Linked DNA regions of Mus musculus: regions 1 and 2 are each linked to region 3. A link is a loop called in an ENCODE intact Hi-C map of the cell type or tissue named here. Cell type or tissue: left cerebral cortex. All regions are shown on one strand. Links, peaks and the distances in the headings refer to the core of each region. The heading gives the core; the rest is flanking DNA.

What was found. Peaks named below come from ENCODE experiments on the same cell type or tissue, not always from the same donor. Only the 100,000 strongest peaks of a DNase experiment are listed, where the experiment ranks them.
Region 1: a loop joins it to region 3, with 2.3 times the contacts of the local background. A loop is called at or near these places in 2 of 42 quality-filtered maps.
Region 2: a loop joins it to region 3, with 1.9 times the contacts of the local background. A loop is called at or near these places in 3 of 42 quality-filtered maps.

What each region holds. Positions count from the first base shown.
Region 1 is chr13:3,863,134-3,868,922 of GRCm38, forward strand. No RefSeq gene overlaps it. Among named protein-coding and RNA genes, the nearest start is that of Calm5, 12 kb to the left of the region's middle. In left cerebral cortex, for the core only: no CTCF peak of the experiment used is centred there; a DNase peak (open chromatin) is centred at 3,054.
Region 2 is chr13:3,692,189-3,697,977 of GRCm38, forward strand. No RefSeq gene overlaps it. Among named protein-coding and RNA genes, the nearest start is that of Asb13, 61 kb to the left of the region's middle. In left cerebral cortex, for the core only: no CTCF peak of the experiment used is centred there; a DNase peak (open chromatin) is centred at 2,874.
Region 3 is chr13:3,771,147-3,776,935 of GRCm38, forward strand. No RefSeq gene overlaps it. Among named protein-coding and RNA genes, the nearest start is that of Gm35190, 6.7 kb to the left of the region's middle. In left cerebral cortex, for the core only: no CTCF peak of the experiment used is centred there; DNase peaks (open chromatin) are centred at 2,273 and 3,323; H3K27ac peaks cover 1,418 bases.

The DNA of each region.
Region 1 (5,789 bases), core at 886-4,885, 92 kb after region 3:
TGCCTCTGGAAACTATGACTATATGAGGCACACCCAACACCCAGCCTCTCTTTGGCCCCCTAGGCGAGTTGCTTCCGAGGGGAGGGGAAGAAAGTAGGGGCAAGCATTCAGCTCCATGGATCTCCACTAGTGGGAGATCTGTGGGCTGGCCAAATAAGTTTGAATCACATTGGGAGCACGGGGTGTTGCCTTGGCGGCCCACTGCCAAAGCCCACTCACCACCTGGAGACAGATTTCTGCCTGGTGCTTTTACTGATTGATGCTGGAGCTCTGTCTTCACATTCCAGCTGGCTTTCCATCTAAACGGGCACTGGCTCTAAGTGCTCCCAAGGAGCCACCTTCAGCCGCACTTCCCTGCATTTTTGGAGCCCTGTATCGGGGCAGGGTTGCAGAAGTGGTGATGGTCCTCATTCACCCATTTGGTGATTTCTTAGATGCTCCTCATTCCTGTGGCACTTGGAGGAAGGTCCTATACTCACCTGTGCCTTGTAAGGGAGCCGCGATGAGATGTAGCCATGAAGGAACATATACAGAGAGAGGCAAGCACCTGCTTATAGAGTCCAGGCCTAGGAGATGGCTCAGCAGACAGCAGAGACCTGGGGGATGTGACAGCACTCCTGCGCAGTAGAGGTAGCTTTGACCAGGCACGGGGTACTCTTGGAAGGGTCCTGGGCTGAAAGCAAACAGCTTTGTGTGTAGTGGTGGGAGTGGAGTTACAGGCCTGGAGAAATGAGTCCCAGAGTGCGAACTACTATGGAGAGTCTCCTTGGTCAGACAAAGGAATATGGGATTCTTAAATCTTGATAAAGCCATTCACTGCCTCTGTAACCTTGTGCAGGCCAGTGATATACTCATGTGCCTTAGTTTACTGGAATCTAACACAAGGGGTAAAAATCATAGCCACCTTGACTTTGCCAAGAGGAACTGAGCAAAGGAAAGGGAGGACACACACTGCGGTGTCTCGGTGCTGTGAGATGAGATGTCTCAGCCATTATAAAAATGTAATGCTTTCATGGGTATTTTGTTCCCAATTCTAAGGAGGAATGAAGTATCCACCCATTGGGCTTCCCTCTTCTTAATTTTCTTGTGATTTGCAAATTGTATCTTGGGTGTTCTATGTTTTTTGGGCTAATATCCACTTATCAGTGAGTGGATATCTAATGACTTCTTTTGTGACTGGGTTACCACCAAACCCAGACACTATTGCATATGCCAGAAAGATTTTGCTGAAGGGACCCTGTTAAAGCTGTCTCGTATGAGACTATGCCAGTGCCTGGCAAATACAGAAGTGGATGCTCACAGCCATCTATAAGATGGAACACAGGGCCCCCAATGGAGAAGCTAGAGAAAGCACCCAAGGAGCTGAAGGGGTATGCAACTCTATAAGTGGAACAACAATATGAACTACCCAGTACCCCACAGAACTCGTGACTCTAGCTGCATATGTAGCAGAAGATGGCCTAGTCGGCCATCACTGGGAAGAGAGGTCCCTCGGTATTGCAAACTTTATATGCCCCAGTACAGGGGAACGCCAGGGCCAAGAAGTGTGAGTGGGTGGGTAGGGGAGCAGGGTGGAGGGAGGATATAGGGAAATTTCGGGATAGCATTTGAAATGTATATAAAGGAAATATCTAATAAAACATAAATAAATAAAAATGTAATGCAAACTTATAAGCCGATTAAGAAGCACAGCACTGACATCTCTACATTTCTCATCTTTCTGACCCAATACAGAAAAGAACCAATGTGAAAGTGGCTGAGGATGGGCTGGGCTCAGGCTTGAGGAGGGTTTCCGTTCATTACGGAGGGGAAGGAGGGAGAAGATTCTCTCAAGCGGCAAGAGCCTAAGGCAGGACGGGGCAGCAAAGAACGCAGGTGGGAAGCAGGGGCGTGTAACCCTCCCGAGGCTTGTCCCTAAAGTCTTACCTCCTAAGGGCTCCCCAACTTTCAAAATAATGCTAGAAATCAGAGCCCGGGGTTCAGAACATTCACTTTGGTGGATGGTCTAGATCCAAGCCACATAAAACTCAGAACCTCCTGCATGCTAGGTAAGTATACAGTCGTTGAGCTCTATCATCAGGCCTCTGCTGAGGTTTTGTTTGTTTGTTTGTTTTTGGTTTTTTTGAGACAGGGTTTCTCTGTGTAGCCCTGGCTGTCCTGGAACTCACTTTGTAGACCAGGCTGGCCTCATACTCAGAAATCTGCCTGCCTCTGCCTCCCAAGTGCTGGGATTAAAGGTGTGCGCCACCACTGCTGGCCTCTGCTGAGGTTTTAAGAATGCCTTTGTATTACATTTGTTTCTTGTGTGTGTGTGTGTGTGTGTGTGTGTGTGTGTGTATGTATGAACATATGTGTCACAGTGCTCACGTGGAGGTCTGAGAACAACTTGGAGGAATCAGTTTTCTCTGTCTGTGTGGGTCCTGTCAATCCAGGTTGACAGTAAGCAACTCTAACCACTGGGCAGTTTTGCTAGCCCTCAGATAAGATTTTTAGTCAGAGATGTGTGGCCACATTTGTGCTTTAGGGAAATGATTCAGGATGAAGTAAGGAGTGGCGCGAAGACCATCTCCCCCTCCCCCACCCCAGGGTGTGGGGTGAATGTGGTCACTGGAATCTGAGCAGATGAACACCCACCTGGAGGCTAGAGGAAGCAGAATGTAGCATGAAGCTAGCCCAGGGAGGGCGTGGCTTCAAATCGGTGTCTGTGAGAGGTGAGAGCTGAGTCAGAGGAAGGGCTTCTAGGAACGGCCTGAGTTAATAATCATCTGCACCTAAGCCTTTGGAGTTTGGGAGGAGGTGAGTGTGAACTAGGCATTACAGGGACTAGGCTGAGCCTCACCCCTGCACCCACCACTGGGCAGGTCAGGTGTTCCTGCTGTGCTGGCCAGGACGGTGGCTTCTTGCCTCATCCGATGGTGAAAGCCCATTAGAGTTCTCAGAATCCTTTAGCTACTGAGAAGCCAACGGGTGTCTCTGTTCAGCTTTTTGATAGAAAACAGGGCAGAAGGTGCTGTTTCTAAGCCTTTGAGGCGAGCCCAGGATTTCCCTGGGGCCTGGCCAATGTTGGCCAACAGCTGGGAGTGTGGGAGGCACCCGTTTCCTCATCCTCAGCTCCTGGCTATGGGGCCTAGCCTGCCTCATTCCTCCCTGCAAACCGAGGCCTTTCCGCCTCTCCGTCACTGCGGACCTGAGACAAGTTCTGAATATCACACTTTTGCCCTCCCCTAAGCTAACATCTTTAGAGGGAAAAGGGAATTTCTGAGATACTGCCCACAACTGTCCCGTGGCAGGCCGACCAAAGAGAGCTATGATTAGGGAGCGTTTCCAAACACGAGGACAAAATGGACGCTCAGGCCAGAGAGGAAGTCTGGTGTGGGAGTGGCAGGGAGCTCTCCTCTTTCTTCCTCCCTCTCTGCCTTTCCTCTACTTCTTTGTTTTTCTTCTTTATCAAAGAAGCACCACTACCCGCCACCCTGGTCTTATCACAAAGAGTGCTTCGCCCAGCCCTGGGGATTCAGGAAGAACTCTCCATGGGGTAGCTGGACAGAGAACAAATGACTGGAGCTAGGGAAAACTACCAAGATTAGAGTTTCAAACTGATTCTGCTGTTGGGCTGTTGGAGGTTTCAGGTGGTTCTAGGTTGGCCTCAAACTTGTTAGGCAGTCAAGGGTGGCTCCGAGCTCCCCACCTCTGCCTCTGAAGAGCTGGCATTAATGTATCACCATGCCTAGTTTATGCAGTACTGGGGATTGTACCCAGGACCTTATGTATGCTAGGCAACACTCTAGCAACTGAAATATATATCTCCAACCCCTTGGCTGGTTTTTAAAGCATCCAGTAGTTTTAGAGACCAACTGTGCATGGTAGGCTTAGGGCAGCCTGGAGTTTCTTAGAGATTTGGGGCTGCACTGTACTTTATTTCTAAACTGTCTCACAGGGAAGTAGACAAAGTAGAGCGGTGGTGACTCTGAGAAGATCATCTGTTTGCATGTAAGTGGAAAAGGGATTACACTGCCTTTAAGCTATCTAATCCTTTCTTCAAGCTCATTGGAATTCTAGGCTGAAATTACTATTATTAATGGTATCCGGAGGGCTTGTAAAAGATGTACCTCCTTTCCAGTGTGATTATCAGGGCGGGTTTGTACCTAGCCGTTCAGCCACACCCTTCTGGGTTGGTCCTGTTTGGGGAGAGTCCACCCGGCCTGATAGTCTGGAGGGATCTCAACCAGGCTGGCTCAGAGCCCTGGGAGATAAGTCATCAGGAGGGGAGAGGATGGGGTGTTCCTCCATGCCTTGCGGGCTCTCTGTTTTAACTGGCATTACCACCAGGCTCTTTACCTCAAAGATCTCAGCATAACTGTCAGCCTCTTAGATTGGCCGGACAGACCCTTTAATAAGAGCTGTCATCTTGCTACTCTTTATTGTAAGGCCAGACTTAACACTGCCAGGGCCTCCTCTGCCTTTTTTTTTTTTTCTTGTTTCTCTATGACTTTGTCACTCCCACTGGCACATGAGCAACGGGATGGCTTGTCTTTGCTCTGTCAGCTTATCCCAATGCCCAAGATTCGGCTCTATTTGACAAAAAACCTTGGAGATCTCCTTTGCTCTCCTTCTGAGTCTACCCAGACAAGAATGTCAAGAAGACCTATTGTGTGTGTGGTAGTGGAGATATTGGGAAAGGATTCAGCTAGCCTGGAGAAGACCTGTACAACAGTAATGGGACTGAATGAAGAGCAGCTGCCTTGGGAGGCAATTCCTACCTGCGTCCCGTAGCCTGCAGGCTAAAATCAGGACTGTTTGTGGAAGTTTCTTCTGGGTGCTGTGTACTAAGTCAGCACAAGGATAGGGGTGCATGGTCCCTTAGGCAGTGGGTAGGTAGGAGGGACCATGATAAGGAGGGACCCAAACATCTGTCCTTCTTCTGAGATTCATAGATTATTTCAAGAGCCTTATTTTACTGAAAATAATGAGTGTGCTCTAAATCTCAACATTGAGTTGAGTCTTTGCAGCTACTATAGTTTCTCAGACATATTCTTCTTCACAATTAATGGATGTTAGGATGGGACTTTTGTAATTGAGAGCAATAGGTTCCCCTTTTAATGAACACAAAGTCAAAGATCTGCACAGTCAAGAGAAGTAGAGACTTTTGCAGGAGGTAAGCAAAGCATGGGGCCTGTTTTCAAAGTAATTTTCTCCCTCACCCCATTATGTAAGCTAGGCTGCCAAGTGGACCTGAAGATGACCTTAAAGGTCTGATCCTCTCACCTCTAACTTCCTAGGAAACCAGGCTGAAGTCACCATGCCTTGTTCATGTAGTGTTGGGGCCTGAACTCAGCCAGAGCTTTGTGCATGCTAGGCAAACACTCTACCAACAGAGCTACATCCCCAACTGCTATTCTTATGTTAGAATGCACAACAGATATACTATGTACTCTTTCCATTGGGACTGAAAAGTCCACACCGCCTTTGAGAAAATTCAAGATGTCTGTAAACACCACTTAGTGGAATTCTCACACTTGAGATTTTTTTTTTTTTTTTTTTCCGAGACAGGGTTTCTCTGTGTAGCCCTGGCTGTCCTGGAACTCACTTTGTAGACCAGGCTGGCCTCGAACTCAGAAATCCACCTGCCTCTGCCTCCCAAGTGCTGGGATTAAAGGCGAGTGCCACCACTGACCGGCTGAGAATTTAACAAAAATAAAAAAATAAATAAATAAAAATGAGTTTTCAGTTTGCAGGGAATCTTTGTCAAAATCACTTGTTTGTATAAGATGTTAGTTACTTTCCATGTT
Region 2 (5,789 bases), core at 886-4,885, 79 kb before region 3:
AAAATCAAATAACCCCATTAAAATATGGGGCTCAGAGCTAAACAAAGAATTCTCACCTGAGGAATACTGAATGGCTGAGAAGCACCTGAAAAAATGTTCAGCATTCTTAATCATCAGGGAAATGCAAATCAAAACAACCCTGAGATTCCACCTCACACCAGTCAGAATGGCTAAGATCAAAAATTCAGGTGACAGCAGATGCTGGTGAGGATGTGGAGAAAGAGGAACACTCCTACATTGTTGGTGGGATTGCAAGCTTGTACAACCACTCTGGAAATCAGTCTGGTGGTTCCTCAGAAAATTGGACATAGTACTACCGGAGGATCCTGCAATACCTCTCCTGGGCATATATCCAGAAGATGTTCCAACTGGTAATAAGGAAACATGCTCCACTATGTTCATTGCAGCCTTATTTATAATAGCCAGAAGCTGGAAAGAACCCAGATGTCCCTCAAGCTGGAAAGAACCCAGATGTCCCTCAACAGAGGAATGGATACAGAAAATGTGGTACATTTACACAATGGATTACTACTCAGCTATTAAAAAGAATGAATTTCTGAAATTCCTAGGCAAATGGATGGACCTGGAGGGTATCATCCTGAGTGAGGTAATTCAATCACAAAAGAACTCACATGATATGTACTCACTGATAAGTGGATATTAGCCCAGAAACTTAGAATACCCAAGATACAAGATACTATTTGCAAAACACATGAAACTTAAGAAGAACGAAGACCAAAGTGTGGACACTTTGCCCCTTAGAATTTGGAACAAAACACCCATGGAAGGAGTTACAGAGACAAAGTTTGGAGCTGCCACTCAGGGATGGACCATCCAGAGACTGCCACACCCAGGTATCCATCCCATAATCAGCCTCCAAATGCTGACACCATTGCATATACCAGCAAGATTTTGCTGAAAGTACCTCGATATAGCTGTCTCTTGTGAGGCTATTCTTGGGCTTAGCAAACACAGAAGTGGATGTTCACAGTCAGCTATTGGATGGAACACAGGGCCCCCAATGGAGGAGCTAGAGAAAGTTCCCAAGGGCTGAAGGGGCCTGCAACCCTATAGGTGGAACAACAATATGAACTAAGCTGCACCCCTGGAACTCGTGTCTCTAGCTGCATATGTGTCAGAAGTTGGCCTAGTCGGCCATCATTGGGAAGAGAGACAGACCCCTTGGCCTTGCAAACTTTATTTGACTCAGTACAGGGGAATGTCAGGGCCAAGAAATCGGAGTGGGTGGGTAGGGGAGCGGTGGGGAGGTTATGGGGGACTTGTGGGATAGCATTTGAAATGCAAATGAAGAAAATACGTAATTAAAAAAAAGAGTATAGAGTTAGATTAGCAAGTGTGAGTGAAGTGATGGTCCAATGGGACCCTTTGAGGAGAGCTGGGACCAGGAAAGCTGCGGTCAACTTCAGCTAGGAAGATCGGGGTTGCTCTTGGTTGGATGAAGATAAGATCCAAAGAGAGCAGATTAGTGAAGAATAAGGGATTTGTGTGATCTGAAGACTCTTTGGAGAGTTCCAAGGCCAACTTCTTGGGCAAACGGTGCAGGATCTGACTAGTGTTAGGGTTATTTGGTCCTTATCCTGGCCCTAAAGGACCTGGCCAGGAGGATTTTCAGCTATGTCAGCCTTGTTCTTCTGTGAGATACTCAGGCCATAATTCTGTTTCTCCAGCTTTTCCCAAGAAGAGGGACCATCCTGCCAGCATCAGCTCACCCATCCTGCATAGAGAATGTACCCTGGCAATGACTCAGTGATCTGCAGGATTTGCTGCGTCTTAAGAGTGAAGGGAGTACATGAGAAGAGGCAGACACGTCTGTCGATGAGAACATTGGCCAGGGCTTTGAAGAGTTTATCAGGGCTGTTCGACTCTATATTACCACGTCAAACAGAACCATAACTAATGATGTAGGGATTCTTGTGAGGGAGGTCTTAAGGCCAGACGTTCTTCCTCATTCCAGACTCCTTTTATGATGCTTCTGGGCTTCACCGTGGCTTTTCTGTTTTACCTTAGTTACCTGTATTTTGATTTTTTTTTTCTATTTGTTTTAGGACTTAGACACACAGGACATTCTATGATCTTGGATCTTCTTAATTTTGTACTTAGAAGGTAGAGTACTTGGAATATCAAGATCTAGGCTTGTTGTTTTCTGATGTCACTGTAAGCACCAGAATTGAATAACAGAATCTTCCTTCTCTCTTTTAAAAGTCCTTTACTCTAATTCACTCCGTGTCTCTTTCCTTTCTCTTCCCTCTTTGTTTAATATAAGAGGAAAGGAATGGAAAGAGAAAACTAAGATTAGACTACCTGACCAGTGATTTTACTTTGGGCAATGGAAATATAAACCATACACACACTTCTGTTTTTCCCAGGATCTGAAGCATGGCTGTTTGGGCAGCTGGCTATTCTGAGGTACATTTCAGAAATAACTTATGTTTATTTATCATTGGATATTTATAACAGTGTTTCAGAGTCGGTTTCCAGTAACCCCATAAAGGATCCCAGGTTCTCGCAATAGTGGAGGAGGCTGGAGAGGGGACCTGAGCAGGGAGGGATACTGGCATTGCTAGAAGCTATAGCCCCGCCCTCCCCTTAGTGTTTCTCAGCTGAGGTGGCAGGGCTGAGGGGTGCACACTGAAAAACAATCTGGGAGTCTTCCTGGAAAGGATGTCAGAGTTTAAATCCGATTACTTTTCCAATTTGATGGAGCGTGGGGGCAAGTGCTTGTGTGAATATGCTTGCATATGCGCACTTACACACACACACACACACACACACACACACACACACACACACACACACACACTCACATGCACTTACTCACACACAGGCACTCTGAGCTCAGGCGTAGATAGTGTTGACATTTCTGGAGGCACAAAAGGATCACAAATTCCTGAGCAGTCACCCATAGACCTGAGCTGCCCAGGAATGCCGACGTTCCAGGCACTGACATCATTCCTCCTCTGGCTCTGAGAGGAACTCTCTGACCCCCAGGTCTTCTGGCAGCTATTTTTAGACTGCAAACCCTCCCCCCTGGCATTCCCTTGGTGTACTCGGGGAAGCAGGTTTCAGGACGGGCCTCCCACTTTATTGAACATGCAGTTTGTATCAAGAATGAGGTGTGGGAGGAGATGAAGGGAATTTGCAGCACATCTGGTCTATCATCTTTATTGGGCAGAGGATGCCAGAGAAGTTGAATGGTTTATTCAAAGCCAAACAGCCAATTACAAACTTGTAGCCTTCCCTCCAGATTTTTGTCTCTTTTACTTAGAGGTTCTCAAAGAAGTTGCCCTCAGAAACCCTTTGCATTCTAGAAAATTATTTCTGTGTAAGTGTGTATGCTTGAAGTATGTGTGTGTGTCTGTTTGTGTGTCTGTGTGTGTTCCACTATATGTGTGTTTGTGTATATATGTGTGTGTTCCTCTGTGTGTGTATGTGTGTGTTCCTTTGTGTTTGTGTATATGTTCCTCTATGTGTGCATTCTTCTGTGTATGTGTGTGTTCTTCTCTGTGTGTGTCTGTGTTGCTCTGTGTGTGTGCACGCACATGTGTGTGTAGAGGCTAGATAGGTGTTGTGTATCTTCTGCTATTGTTATCCACCTGATTATTTTTTAATTTTAATTTTTTGAGAATATTGTACATGGGCTCTGTACTTGCGTTACTCCCACCTCCTGCTCAGACTGCTCCAGAGTTCCCCTCCAAAGTGCAGGTCTTGTCTTTCATTATTATTGTTACATGTATATATGTACATATATATACCATTTACTGAGTCCATTTAGCATTGCTGTGTGCATTTGTGTCCAGGGCTGACCACTTGGGATTGAGGATTAGACATCCTATGTGGTATTTCTTCCCAGGGGGATATTAATTCTCTCTCTCTCTCTGTCAGCAGCATTAAGCAGTTATAGCTCTTCATCTAGGGGTGGAACCATGTGAAATTTCCCCTGTCCATGTTGACATGTCAATAGTGTCATTATCCTCTTCTTTCCACTTTAATATTATAAAATGGGGTCTCTAACAGATCTCAATGCTCACAGATTTGGTAAGACTAGATGGCCAAGAGCTTGAGTGAGCCTTCGGTGTACACACACACACACACACACACACACACACACACATATACATACATATATGTATATATGTATAAATACTTAAACATACATGTATATATGCTATGTTCCTTTAGCAGAACAGGAGTATTTGGTTTCCTCTGGGTCCATATCCTATCTAGTCCCAGATTCTTGACTGCCTGAGCAGTGTCATGCGTGGGTTACATCTCATGGAGTAGGCCTTAAATCTAATCAGATAGTGGTTGGTTACCCACATATTGTTTGTCGTGATTGCTCTAGCAAATCATACAGGCAGGTCACCATTGCCAACTGCAGGATTTGTGCCTGGGTTGATGGTTGCATTGGATGGTTGGTGGTTGTGCGAATAGTTCCTTTCAGGACCACAAACATAAGCAATGAAAAGAGTCAAATTATTTGAAATGTATTTAAAATATTATTATTAACAATATTATATAAAATTAAAATTATTTTCACAAATCTTTTCAACAACTGGATTACTGGAGGGGAACAGGGATCTCATATCTCTCCTTTCATTCAGTTATAAAACATCATGCCTCACAGTTGCTGGAAGCTGCAGTGTGAGAAGAGGATGAGTACTGAACGCATTTTAATTATAGGGTTATTACAAACCGATTGGTGTGTCTCATGATTCTCTGCTTGCTCCTTAAATATCTGCACATACCTCATCTACAGTCTTTTTCACTCTGGATCAGACTTCCATTCAATAAGCATTCATTGGAAAACTACCAGTAGGTGTTAAGCTGGGAATTTAAAGACAAAGAGCGTACATAAACTTTCATCCCAAAACTCAGTTGCAAAAGAAATAGAACTTGGTTTTCTAATGTAATCAAACATCTGATTTCAACCCACATTCTGCCAGACTGCTAGGAAACTTGATCCTGATGTTCTTTCACAGACTTCCTCTACCCACTCAAAGAATGTGGCAGAATCTTAGGGACTCAAAGCCGACAAAACTTCTGAGAGACTCTTACAGACTCATGTGGCTCTGTATGCTTAGTAAGCTACAAAGTAGAGATGAGATGGCTGCCCGTGGTTGTGTCTGATGGCCCTTCGACTCTGAGCATCTATGGCTGGCTCAAGGTGGGGCTTTTGTCCTGTGTCCTTCAACCTCATTCAGGATCCCGATCTTTCTCCCTGAGTGCTAAGAATGTGGGCCCAGGTATTCCAATTGAGAAGCTATACTCTTCTTTTTCTGTTTTCGTGTGCATGTGTGTGTGTGTGTGTGTGTGTGTGTGAGCTTGTATGTATAAGGTGTGTGCACGCATGCGCATGGCTTTGTGGAGGCTTGAGGCTGCTGTTGGGAATAAATCCTCCATTGTTCTTTCACTTCCTTCATTGAAACACTTTTTTTCACTCAGACCCAGAGCTTCCTTAAGTAGCTTAGTCTCCCTAGCCAGCTTGCTTTGGAGATTCCCTGACCCCATTTGGTCTTCATGGTTGAATGCATTAACCATTGGGCTTAACCATTGGGCTACTACCCCAGTACTCATCCTTATCTCTTTCTACTCGTTTTTACTTTTTAAGATTTATTTTTATTTTTACTTCAAAAACCTTTTCATTGACTCTTCATGAGTTTCATATCATGCATTCCAGTTCCACTCATCTCCCTGTCCCTTCTTATTCTCACTCTGTCCTTGCAACACCCCCAAATAAAAAACAAAACAAAACAAAACAAAAAACCAAC
Region 3 (5,789 bases), core at 986-4,985:
CCAGGGACTTCTCTTATAAAAAGCTGGGGACTTTTGTCTGGGAGCCTCCCTGATGGTCCCTATGTTATCCACCCTCCAGGCCCTGAACACTGTGGTTGTGTTTGGGAAAGCCCATGGTTGGGGAGAGGGGTCCTGCTAGGAAGAGAGGAGTGAGGTGCCAATGTCTACCTGCTCCCTTCCTTGCCTGGGTTCTTTGCACTTCCGGTCTCCCTTTCCCTTCCACATGTGTAGACCGCTCCTTACTTACATATCCTTTGGTCTCTAAATATGGGTTGGGTCCAGAGACCCTCCTGCTTTCCCCACACTCTGTCCCCCTTCATTGGAGCTCAGTCCTTGATTGCCCCATTTCGCATTACCCCAAGGAGACTTGGCACGGTCTCCTCCTGTTGGGCCCTTGTCCGACAAAGCAGTAGTTGCTTTTCTGACTTCTCTGTAAAGTTTCAACAGTTTTGTTTTCTGAGAACAGAGTTCCCCAAAGATATAAGCTAAAGAACAAAAGTTTGATGGGGAAGTAGAAGAAACTCTGAGAGTACAGATGCCTCTAGTACTGAGGACTACTGTGCAGAAGTTCAGCCTACTGATCTCAAAAAAAAAAAAAAAAAATCACTGATCTGATCCTCATAGGGGCTTGGGTCAGATTGGAAGCCCCCAGTATAGTATGGTGATATACATCTCAAATACTCAGGAGACTTAGCCAGAAGGACCACAACGTCTCTGTTAGCTTGGGGCAACTTAGAGAGACCCTGTCTCAAAAATAAAATGAAAGGGGGTCTGGGTTTATATTAGTGGAAGGTTGCTTGGTTAGTGTAGGCCAAGGCCCTAGGTTCAAGTCCCAGTACCTCAAAAAGGAAAACGAGAGAGAGAGAGAGAGAGAGAGAGAGAGAGAGAGAGAGAGAGAGAGAGAGAGAGAGAGAAGAAGAAGAAGAAGAAGAAGAAGAAGAAGAAGAAGAAGAAGAAGAAGAAGAAGAGAGAAAGGAAGGGAGAAAAGGAGGGAAAAAGACAGGAGAGGGAAGAAGAGGGTGTGGAAGTCAGGGAGAAGGAATAAAAGAGGAGGAAAAGGAAGGGGAGGGGAGGGAAGGGAAGGGAAAGGGGGAAGGGTAGGGGAGGGGAAGAGGGAGGGGGAGGGGAAGGGAGGAAAGGGAGTTCTTTTTGTCTCCTTGGATTCACTAAATGTTGGGAGCTAGATGTAGATTCTGTCTGAGACACTCAGAGATTCATTACATTACTGTGTCCAGCTTGCCAGTGTAGGCAGGGTGGGTGTCAGACACAGGGACCCTGCAGATGAGCAGCAATATCTGAAAGACAGAGCAAGGTCAGTGGTCAGAGCTGGGTCTCCTGAGAAGGAACTATTTTTCCTCCTCTGCAGAGTTAGCGAGGACCCAAGGTAAAAGAATGGGGGAGGGACAGCTTTCCCTTCAGTGTGAATAGAAGCTGTGCTTTTTTGGAAGAGTCCATAAGAGAAAATACAGAACCTGAGAGGCTGAGGGTCAGGGTGGGACACTCCAGTGAAGGACAGTTTCTGCTTGCTTTTTGTCGTCTTGGTCAGAGGTCCTAGGTAAATAGATGTCTGGGAGAAACTGACTGTATATAATCTTATGAATGAGGATGTTGCACACACAGAGAAGCTCAGGGTGGGGGTGGGGGTGGGGATGGGGATGCGTAGGGTCTCTTGGAGATGACCCAAGTCATTTTGTCTAGAGAGTTATACCCATCCCGAGACCAGTCCAGATGTGAAGTTTTCTTCCCTCCACTCCTGAAGACACTTGTTAGCCATACTGTCTCACCCTGGCAGTGGGGCCTGAATCCATGTGGCAGCCTCTCCTGAACATAGAGAAACACTTGCATGATGTCTTACTTCACATACCAGCAGCTCAGTTTCCTTCCTTCTAAGCTGAGGACCTGGCTCCCACCTCCTAAATTCAATTTGGCTTTGTGTGTTTATGTAAATGATGTATGTTGGTGGTACATGCTCATGTATGTATGTGCATGTATGAGGCCAGAGGACAAACTTGGGTGCCATTCTTTAGGTGCCTTCTAATGATTTTCTTTTTACTTCTTCTTTTTCCTCTTTTTCTTCCTCTTCTTCCTCCTCCCCCTCCTCCTCTCCTGTATGTGTATGGTATCTGTGCATTTGTATATACACATTTGAATGTATGTGAGCCTGCATGTGGGTGTGGATGTGCGTGCACATAGAGGCCCATGGTTGACATCAGGTTTCACTCTGAATCATCTTCTAGTTTACATATTTAGGCAGGATTTCTCACTTGAACCTAGAGCTCAATGATTTGGCTAATCCAGCTACCCAACTTGGTCTCTGCCTCCTGAATCCTGAGTTGGATATGGGCCATTATGCCCCCCTGGTTTTTTGATGGGTGTTGGAGAATCGCAACCCCAGTTCTTATGCCATTGTTACAAAGGCTTATCTACTGAGTCATCTCCTCTGCCCTAGTTTGTTTTCTGAGACAGTCTTTCATTGTCCTGGACCTTAGTTAGGCTCCTGGGCATGCCAGAAACCTCAGGGATGGGCCTACCTCTGCTTGCCCAACCTTGGGATGGCAAGTGTGCCATTGTGGCAGGCAAGCTTCTTTGTATGGATTCTGGGGGTTGAACTCAGGTCGTTATGCTTGCAGGACAAACATTTGTGCTGACTGAGCCATCTCTACAAGCCTAAGTTTTCTAATTTTAGTATTCATAATGTCTTTCCTTAACGCTCTCATTCTTAGGGTTTCTTTGTTTTTGTTTTTGATCTTTTGAATTACAAGCATCAATTTTCTACCCATGGGGAGATTTATATGAAAACTCCTTGGCTCAATGGAGGTGGCTTTGTCTTTCATCTGAACTATTTCACTCCTCTTCTCTGCTTTCTCCTTTCTTTTCCTGAGAGAGGAGAGGGAGAGAGGGAGGAAGAGAGGGAGGGAGGGAGGGAAGAAGGGAGGGAGACACACACGCGCGCGCGCGCGCGCACACACACACACACACACACACACACAGAGAGACAGAGATGGACAACAGACACGGAGACACAACAACAGATATAGAGACATAGAGATATAGTGATAGAGATAGATGATTCGATAGGTAGATAGGTAGGTAGAAAGAGAGAGAGAGAGAGAGAGAGAGAGAGAGAGAGAGAGATGGAGGGATGGATGGATGGATGGGTAGATAGATAGATGGATAGATAGAATTGATTTGGGGGTTAGCATGTGGAGACAGGAGGATGTGACTAGCAAAGAAGAGCCAATGAGGAGAAGATGTGTGGGTGTAGAGAGATGGTGCATGGGGACGGGACTCTGAGAATAACTCTGAGTCACTTGCTGCTTTGGGAATTTGACCTGGGGCCAAGGACACAACAGAGAATTGGGCAATGGTGGTGGGCAGAGGAATCGCAGAGAAGATTCCTCTAGGACTGTGGAGTCCCGGAGAATGCTGTGCAGGTACATTCTGTCTCTCTGGCTCCAGCTTCTCTTGCTAAAACCCCTGCAGAGAGCCACCTCTCCAGCATTTACAGAGCTCTAGGCTGTTTCTTACAGGATATGTGTTCCCTCTCTTGTGAGGCTCCAGTACTGTCTGTTTCTCATGAAGAGAAACTAGGGTGACTTGTCCCAGGCCTGGCAGATTTCCTCACTACCTGTGTCCTGCCCTTAGGATGAGCCCTCTTGCAGGGGTCCTGAGTCTCCCATAAGTGAACTCTCCCCGAGTTGAACCATGAGGTGAGCCCACATTTCTACTGGGCTGTTAGGTGCTTAGGCTCTACCTGTAACCCCTGTCCCCAATCCCCAGCAGAAAATCTAGAAGTTGCTGGAAGAGTCAGAACCACTTGATTACAAGGCTTATTTTAACTTAATTACCTCTATAAGGAACCTGTGTCCTATACAGCCTAAGAGAGCTTGCCCTAAGGGCAGGACACAGATAGTGAGGAAATCTGCCAGGCCTGGGACAAGTCACTCTAGTTTCTCCTCCTCATGAACCCTAGTCGACTCTGACCAGTATCTTCTTCAGGGGTTAGGACAGCTCGCACTGGCAGCTGTGCAGAGCAATAGCCATGTGAGGGGAAGCAAGACTTGCTGTCTGCAAACCAAGCAGAGAAGTGATACAGGACCATCGCCCTGTCAGCTCTTGATCTAGGACACCCAGCACCCACAACTGTGAAACAAGAAACCTTTGCTGTTTAAGGGGCCCAGTCTAGGCTATTTTGCTATGGCTGACCTAGATGATGAAGACTGCCCCTAATACCATCTCCGGGTGACTGAATCCTCTTCTTCTGACTTGTTCAACCGCACAATTATTGCCTTAACAAATGCATCCTTCTATAGTCTGGAAGTCAGAAGTCCAAAACCAAGGGGGGGTGGCATGATGGCTTAGTGGTTAAAGCTGCTTGTCAGGCAAGCCTGGCAATCAGGGTTTAATTCCTGGAACTCATGTAAAGGAGGAAGAAGAGAACTGACTCCAGGCTGTTCTCTGCTATCCACATGTGCACTGTGGCATGTGTACACTCATACTCAAACATTATTTGCACACTCACACAATAATGATGACAATGATGATAATAACAACAACAGCAATAATCAGTTAAATAGAAGAAGGCCCATATCAAGGTATGGGCAGGGCTATATTTGGAGATATGTCTTTTGGGGGCTTCAGAGGTTCTTGTTCAGCTCTGTAAGCTACTTACTTCCTTGGCTATAGTCTTTCCTTCAAATTTCTCCTCTCTCCACTCATCTCTGCCTCTCACGCTGATCCCTACCTCCACAGTAATCCAGGGTCATGTTCACATCTCAAGAGCCTTCCCATAATTATACCCTCAGTCTCTTTAGTCATGGGAAGACATATTCTTCCAGACCTGAAGGATGATGTCAACCACACCCCTTCCCTACCCACCAATGTGCATACCTCGCAGATCCCCACAGACTGCTTGGGAAAGGAGAGGCCAGGTAGGAGATAAGGATGGCTTCTGCTTCCCACCCTGGTCTCATTCCTGACCAACTCAACAGCATACTGCCAACAATAACCTGTGAAGACGGAAAGGGAGATGGGGATGGGGGAGGCGTGGGTTCCAGGTTGAGTCCATGCAGGCTGAGAATGTTAGCTTCTAAGCATAAGTAGAGGACACGGGTAAAGGGCTTGCTTAGCTTTACGGCCAAGGAGGGAGCTGCTGTGGTTTTGGTTCCCAGCTTGCTCTGGAAACATGGCAATCTGAGCTTTAATTTTCTCGTCTGGAAAATGGGGGTGATGGAACTCTAAATTAGACATAATTGGACTCAAAGATCCATGTGTCTATATTCCGAGTCCCTCCATAAGGAGCTGCAACCAAACTTGGTAGTAAGTCAACCAGAGCCTGGCTTTGTGGAGTTTCTTTTGGTAACATGTAGCTGAGTCTCAGCCAATCACAGCAGCAGAGCTTCAACCACACGCACTAGGCAACCGATCCAACTATGTTCAAATAAGGCAAATATGGAGTTAGAACCAATGAAGCAGCTTCTGTGCCTCACTTCTGCTTTGGCTTCTCTCCCACTTCCCACCTCCTACCCACATGGTCCAGCAGAGCCTCTCCTGTGGTATCTGTACTGTCTGATTCAACCATCTGTCTTTTCTCAGCGTGAACTCTCTTAAACTGAATCCTCCAGTTTTTATTGTTAGAGAGCACTACCTTGCTGGGCTGTGGAAGTTACTTATTAATTTCGGTTTTGCAGTGGAAAGATGTTAGTATGATATTAGGTGTTCTGTCCATGCTGGCTGTTATGATGGCAGTGTCTCTATGGTCTGTCTCTTCAGTATGTGTGTGTATGGTG